Regions from separate parts of the Homo sapiens genome. Here all the other regions are linked to region 2. Evidence: read pairs that join two places in POLR2A ChIA-PET (ENCODE). Cell type or tissue: GM12878. All regions are shown on one strand.

The links. ChIA-PET counts read pairs that join two places held together with the same protein. Peaks named below come from ENCODE experiments on the same cell type or tissue, not always from the same donor. Only the 100,000 strongest peaks of a DNase experiment are listed, where the experiment ranks them.
Region 1: POLR2A ChIA-PET joins it to region 2 with 7 read pairs; 3 of 35 experiments call an interaction of 5 or more read pairs at or near these places.
Region 3: POLR2A ChIA-PET joins it to region 2 with 8 read pairs; 4 of 35 experiments call an interaction of 5 or more read pairs at or near these places.

Annotation. Positions count from the first base shown.
Region 1 is chr18:9,230,062-9,232,561 of GRCh38, forward strand. The region is part of intron 8 of ANKRD12 (ankyrin repeat domain 12); the gene reads left to right. Among named protein-coding and RNA genes, the nearest start is that of ANKRD12, 95 kb to the left of the region's middle. In GM12878, no CTCF peak of the experiment used is centred here; no DNase peak of the experiment used is centred here.
Region 2 is chr18:9,146,783-9,149,282 of GRCh38, forward strand. The region is part of intron 1 of ANKRD12 (ankyrin repeat domain 12); the gene reads left to right. Among named protein-coding and RNA genes, the nearest start is that of ANKRD12, 11 kb to the left of the region's middle. In GM12878, a CTCF peak has its summit at 1,369 (motif pointing left); a DNase peak (open chromatin) is centred at 1,319; H3K4me3 peaks cover 501 bases; H3K27ac peaks cover 2,074 bases.
Region 3 is chr18:9,275,462-9,277,961 of GRCh38, forward strand. ANKRD12 (ankyrin repeat domain 12) reads left to right here. Exons shown (of 13, transcript NM_015208.5): 11 at 63-206. Among named protein-coding and RNA genes, the nearest start is that of TWSG1-DT, 58 kb to the right of the region's middle. In GM12878, no CTCF peak of the experiment used is centred here; no DNase peak of the experiment used is centred here.

The sequences.
Region 1 (2,500 bases), 83 kb after region 2:
TAATTTGTAATTCTTTGTACTTCTTTGTGGTAATGCTTTGGTAGAATTCTGCAGTGAGTCCATCTGGTCCCCAGCTTTTCTTTGTTAGGAGACTTTTTATTACTGAATTGGTCTATTCAGATTTTCTGTTACTTTCTGGTTTGATTTTGGCAGGTTGTATATTTCCAGGACTGTATCCATTCCCTCTAGGTTTTTCAGTTTGTTGCATATAGTTCATAATAGTCTCTGGTGATTTTCGGTATTTCTGTGATATCAGTTGTAATGTCCCCTTTTTTATTTCTGATTTTGTTTGGATCTCCTTTCTTCTTAGTTAGTCTAGTTAGCAGTTTATCTTTTCAGAGAACTGATTTTTCATTCCATAGATCCTTTGCATTTTTTTAAGTCTCTGTATTTTGTTTAGTTCTGCTGTGATCTTTATTATTTCTTCTGCTAGCATGAGGTTTAGTTTGTTTTTGCTTTTTTTAGTACCTTGAGGTGTGTATCACTATAGTGTTTATTTAAAATATTTATTTGTGTTTATTGCTATAAACCTCTTTTTTAGCATTGCTTTTGCTGTGTCCCCAGGTTTTGGTATGTTGTGTTTCTACTTTCTTCTTTTTTTTTTTTTTCTTCTTTGAGACAGAGTCTAGCTCTGTTGCCCAGGCTTGAGTGCAGTGGCACGATCTCGGCTTATTGCAACCTTTGCCTCCCAGGCTCAAGAGATTCTCCTGCCTCAGCCTCCCGAGCAGCTGGGACTACAGATGCGTGCCATCACACCTGGATAATTTTTGTATTTTTTTTTTTTTTAGTAGAGATGGGGTTTCACCATGTTGGCCAGACTGGTCTTGAACTCCTGACCTCAAGTGATCTGCCCGCTTCGGCCTCCCAAAGTGCTAGGATTACAGGCGTAAGCCACCATGCCTGGCCTCCACTTTCATTTGTTTCAAGAATTTTTTTTATTTCCATCTAATTTCTTCATTGATCTAGTGGTCGTTCATGAGCATATTGTTTAATTTTTGTGTATTTGTATAGTGTTCAAAGTTCCTTTTGGTATTGATTTCTAGTTTCATCCCATTGTGGAATACACTGTGATTTCAAGTTTTAAAAATTTGTTGAGACTAGTTTTGTGGCCTAACATGGTCAGTCACATGTTCCATGTGCTGATGAGAAGAATGTGTATTCTGCAGTTGTTGGATAAAATGTTCTGAAAGTGTCTGTTAGGTCCTTTGGTCTGAAGTCCAGTATAAGTCCAGTGTTTCTTTATTTTCTATCTAGATGATCTGTCTAATGCTGACAGTGATGTGTTGAAGTCCCCCGTTACTATTGTATTGGAGTCTTCCTTTGTATCTAGGAGTATTTGCTTTGTAAATCTGGGTACTGCAGTGTTGGGTTCATATATTATTTTGAATTGTTATATTCTCTTGCTGTAATGATCTCTTTATCATTATATGATTACCTTTTTTGTCTTTTTTTAAACTTTTTTTGACTTAAAGATATTTTATCCGTGCCGGGCGCGGTGGCTCGAGCCTGTAATCCCAGCACTTTGGGAGGCCGAGGTGGGTGGATCATGAGGTCAGGAGATCAAAACCATCCTTGCTAACAGTGAAACTGTGTTTCTACTAAAAATACAAAAAATTAGCCAGGCATGGTGGCAGGCGCCTGTAGTCCCAGCTACTCGGGAGGCTGAGGCAGGAGGATAGCATGAACCTGGGAGGCGGAGGTTGCAGGGGGCTGAGATCATGCCACTGCACTCCAACCTGGGCAACAGAGCAAGACTCTGTCTCAAAAAAAAAAAAAAAAAAAGATATTTTATCCGATATAATTATTATAGCTACTCTTGCTTGCTTTTGGTTTCCATTTGTGTGGAATATCTTTTATTTTCAATCTGTATGTGTCCTCACAGGTAAAATACATTTCTTATAGGCAACATATAGTTGGATCATGTTTTTTTACCCATTCAGCTAGTCTGTGTCTATTAAGTGGAGAATTTAACCCATTTATATTCAATTTTATTGATATGTGAAGATTTGTTTCTGTTGTATTGTTGTTTTCAGGTTATTTTGTGTATTATTCTTTGTTCCTTTTTGTCTTGGTTGTCCTTGTTGTGTGCTGATTTTCTGTGGTACTACCATTTGATTATTTTCTCTTTCTCATTTGTGTATTTGCTTTACCAGTGAGTTTTATATTTTCAGGTGTTTTCATGGTAGTAACTATTGTTCTTTCACTGCCAGGTTTAGGACTCCCTTGAGCATTTCTGTTAAGGCAGGTCTAGTGGTGATGAATTCTCAGTATTTGCTTGTCTGGGAAAGATTCTATTTCTTCTTCGTTTATGAAGGATAATTTTGTTGGATGTAGTATCTTTGGGTGACATTTTCTTTCTTTCAGCACTTATTTTCCTATTATATCCTGGCCTATAAGGTTTCTGCTGAGAAGTCTGCTGTTAGTCTGATGGTGGTGGGGGGAGGCCTCTCTGTAGGTGACTGGATACTTTTCTCTTAGTGTTTTAGAATTTTCTCTCTGT
Region 2 (2,500 bases):
TGTTTTCCTTTGAATGCCCTGGAATATACAGTTGTTCTGAAATCTAGTGTATATTATAAGAGGTAGGTTTGTGTTGGAGAGTGAGCAGGATAAAGAAAAACGTAGCAGTTCAAGACTAAAAGGCCTAAACAATTCAGTCCTGGTATAGTCATGGAAGTGACAATTTTAATCTGTAATTTGAGCAGTGTTATTACCCGTCATATTATTGGATCAGGGTGGAAATGATGTTGTATGTAAGTTAGAAATACTTTATTTATTACTTGGATTGCTGTCTTGTAGGGACACAACTTGCAGCTCTCCACAACTGCATCAAGAATTTGGACGTAGTTTTTTTTTAGGATCTCAGGCTTATATTGCAGAAGCAGTGATTATTGTAAACTATTCTGGTTTCTTAATGACCTATCCCAATCTCACTTATCTTATGTACCACTGTTAAAACTATATCGATTATTTAAGTAGTTAAAAATCCTTTCATTTAAGGCTAAAGTACGTGCCTGTCATTTTTATAGAAAGCAGTAAAAGTGAGATAGGGCACTTTTGGGGGTTAAGCTGTGAGCAATACTTAAGATTAGCACCAGCCTTATTTATAATTGTTATAATATGTTGCAAAGATTGGCTGCAATAGCCTATCTTTTGTGGGGGGCTGCAGAGGGGGCAAAAATAAAATACAAAAAAATTTATTTAGAATATTTTAGATAATTTAAAAGGTACAAAAAATAGCATGATGAACTTTCCTTTTTCTCTAGACCTATTTAAATCCTTTTATTTATTCATTGTTCATCTCAACTGTGACCTATTCAGTGAAGCCTGACCTCTTCCATCTTAAGTCTGTTGCACATCGTATATAGTAGTGAGAGCAGTGTGACTAGAGGAGTTGAAAATAAGATTTATGTATGTAGTAGAAATGTACCTAGAAATCTAGTGAAAGCTAAACTTCAACATTTCACTGTATGCAGAACAAAACTAATAAAGTATAGATTTGAGAGGAACCAAACAAAATAATTATTTTAGGAAGATCAGTTGTGTGGAGCAATAGGTCTAAAAGGAAGTGGTGAATTGCCAACTCATTTTGATTGGCTTTTTCACTGTACTTACTCTGTGAAATTTTACTTGGCCTTCAAACAGTTTACCATTTTGCTAGAAGAGAAAGGAGATGGCAGAATTCTTAATTATGAATTTTTCTAGTTTTCAGGGTTTTAGAATCCTTTTAGAACCTGTAAACTTTTTCCCTATTGACAGTGAAGTGAATACAGTGGCTATTAGATTCTACTTTTCAACATTGGTAGTATTTTCTGCTCCCAGTGCCAGAAATGCAAGTAAAGCTGGCTAACCATTTTCTCTGAGCTGTTGCAGCCCTCTACTGGTTTATGGAAGTTGCAGCAATTTAGAACCTGTTAGGGCCAGAAGGTCAGTAAACTCAGCAACTCATTTAAAAAATCTCAGACCTTTAGAAGTCATCTGTGCCAACCCTCTCAATTGCAGATGAATATTTTATATACCTACCTTAACAATTCTGGAGGGAGGGAAAAATATATATATATACACACACACGTATGTATGTATGTATAAGATACCCTAGGCAAATAGATAATTGTAAATATAACTGCCCATATTTATTTACAAACTCTAAATGTATTGTTAGAATGTGATCCTTTACAATCAGATGTTTCATGTTGTCAAAAACATCTCTTTAAAGTCTTGTAAATATTTAATGAAGTAATGAAAATTTTATTTTTTAAAAATTTGAGGTGTTTATTTATTACTATTAGAAGATAAATACAACAGATAAATGCTAATTGCTTAAATTATTTCCAAAGCAATTTTACTTATTTATTGCTGGAGCCAGAACTTAGGTTTCATTCTAGGCTTCTTGTTCTTGTTTACTCTTCCACCCCTGTCCCCTGTGATCCTCCCCCCGCCACAATCTGGTCATTGTGCTTTAAGTGGTCTCCTTGTGTCTTAGGTAATTCCTCTTAAGTCCATCTTCCAGAGTTTCACCAAGGGCACCTTTCTGAACACACTACTCGAATTATGTCACTACTTTTTTAGAAGCCTTTTTTGTTACCATAAAGAACAGACTACACAATGACAAGGGGCTTCATGATGAGATCCCTTCCTGCTTCAGCCTCATTTTCTGTCCCACTCTGCTTCAGTTTTTTGCTGTTCCTTCATTGTGGTCTGCTTTTGTGTGTGGGCATGTGTGTACACCTGTGCATATGCTTATCCTCCTCCCACACCAGCCCCATCTATATCTACCTGCCTCAGAGTCATCCTCAACACTCTATTTTAGTGTTCCCTCTTCTTGAAATTCCCTACCCCTACCTCCGTACGCATGCACCCAAATTGGGTGCTTGCTTACATAGCATTTATTATTCTGCATGGTAACTAAATTGTCTTTTTTCTGTTAAAAACTGTCAGTTCCCTTCAGGCTAGGATTGTGTTTTGTTCATCTTAGTTCCATTATGTGACATGTAAGTGTTTAATAAATGCTAAGTGATAG
Region 3 (2,500 bases), 130 kb after region 2:
GACTGTTCTTAAACAAAAATTTGTTGAAGAATTTATTTTTTTTTAATTCTTTATTCAACTAGGAAAAACTCATTGTATCCAACGAACAAGAAGTTTTGCGAGTTCATTACAGAGCTGCAAGAACATTGGCAAATCAAACACTGCCATTTAGTGCTTGTACTGTTTTGCTGGATGCCGAAGTATACAATGTACCATTGGACTCTCAGGTAAAATGTTTGTTGATACATTTAGAAGTAATGGTCTGAAAAAATGCAACTTGGCTATTTTTAGAATCTATTTCCATAGAAAGAACTTGAACTCAACAATCATTAAAGGTCAAAGAAGAAAAAAAACTCTTTCAAGCCAGAGTACTTCCAGATCAACTGGTCCTCCATTTTCTAAAGCACTGTAAACATTAGGTTTCTATTATAAAAGCAGATGATCACAAAACACCTGTACATTTAGGATAGTGCCCTTACAGGTACACATAATTTGTTTCTAAAGTGAATGTTTATACCTTTAGTTCTGACCTTCAGGCAGCTAGAAAGCTATTGTACACTGAAAAATAGTGCAGCTAGATGGCACCTCTAGGTTGTGACAGTCCTAAAAACAGAGCGAGTCTTCTGGTTTGACTTTGAATGTTGGTGGAATACATGAACTGTGGAAGACTGGAGAAATATCTTCAATAAAGTTTACTGCCACATATAAATTACATGAACTCAGAACCAGTCATACTAGTTTTCAGAATTTGTTTATGGCTTATAAACCAGAAAAGAAAGAATTTAAAGATTAAAATTTTTATAATAAACAGTGAAGGATTATCACCTGAAAACAGACTAGGAAATGCTGTTCTAAAGGAAATAAGCTAGTAGTACAAAGGATAATAGGGTATATCACAGAAAAATATTTTTAGACTCTTCTGAGCTTTATTTTTCTCATCTATAAAAAAATCAAGATTGAACTAGATAGGTAGGTTTCAAACTTAAGGCACTGAATGGGTGTGGTGGCTCATGCCTGTAATCCCAGCACTTTGGGAGGCCAAAGTGGGCAATCACTTGAGCTCAGGAGTTCAAGACCAGCTTGGGAAACATGGTGAAACCCCGTCTTTACAAAAAATATAAAAATTAACTGGGTGTGGTGGGGCACACATGTAGTCCCAGCTACCAGGGAGGCTGAGGTAGGAGGATCTGTTGAGCCTGGCAGGCCAAGGCTGCAGTGAGCTGGATTGTACCACTGCACTCGAGCCTGGGCAACAGAGTGGGACCCTGTCTCAAAAAAAAACAAAAAAAAAACTTTAAGTCTCCAACTTTTATTTCAAATGAAAGTGTTCAGAGATATCTGAGGATGCTATTAACATGAATAATTGTGTCTCTTCAGAAAGAACTGTGTGACTAAAGAAATAGGCACTGGAGAGGCCACTGAGGGACTTTCTAGAACTTTCATATTTAAAGATGTTTAAAGGGAAGAATGGATGGTTTTTAATAACTGCAATTAACAGTTTAACCATGTTCTTATAGGCTGGACTAAACAGTGGTATCTTGAGATCTTTTTAAGTTTTGAGCAATCAGAGAGAAATGAGTTTTAGAGCAATATAAATTGAGGTTTATAATCGAGCTACAATGAAAAGTCTCTTGATTTCTAGCTCAGAATGGTTGAGTAAATATATACATACCTGTTGATTCCTTCTTTCTCCCAAAACTCATTGAAATGACAAAAGACATAAAAATTTCAAAGCCTGGCATGGTGGCACATGCCTGTAGCCCCAGCTACCCCAGGTGGCTAAGGTGGGAGGATCGATTAAGCCAAGGAGTTCGAGCCTGCAGTGAGGTATGATTGCGCCCGCTGCACTCCAGCCTGGATGACAGAGTGACACCCTGTTTCTTTTTTTTTTTTTTTTTTTTTTTTTAAGCAGAGTCTGGCTCTGTCGCCCAGGCTGGAGTGCAGTGGCACGATCTCGGCTCACTGCAAGCTCTGCCTCCCTGGTTCATGCCATTCTCCTGCCTCAGCCTCCCGAGTAGCTGGGACTACAGGCGCCCGCCACCACACCCGGCTAATTTTTTGTATTTTTAGTAGAGACGGGGTTTCACCATGTTAGCCAGGATGGTCTCGATCTCCTGACCTCGTGATCCACCCGCCTCGGCCTCCCAAAGTGCTAGGATTACAGGCGTGAGCCACCGCGCCCGGCCGACACCCTGTTTCTTAAAAGTAAAGTAATTAATTAAATTCATTAAAAATAAAAACAAATTCATAGCAGAGCTGGAAATTGAGGTGGGAAACTGTTAGACAAAAACATTAAGAAATTTCTGATAAGATTTAAAATAGATGAAAACATATTGGTAATCAAATACAGCAGAGTTGAGGAATGCCCAGTATCATACAGGTTAAAAAGAGAATTTAAAAAATAAATGCGTTTTCCTAGAACAGTATAAATTTTCAGTTATAAAGGGATTTTGATAACTTGAGTAATTCATTTTCCCTGCCCCAGATTTTCTTAATGATCCAGACCACCTGACTTTAGATT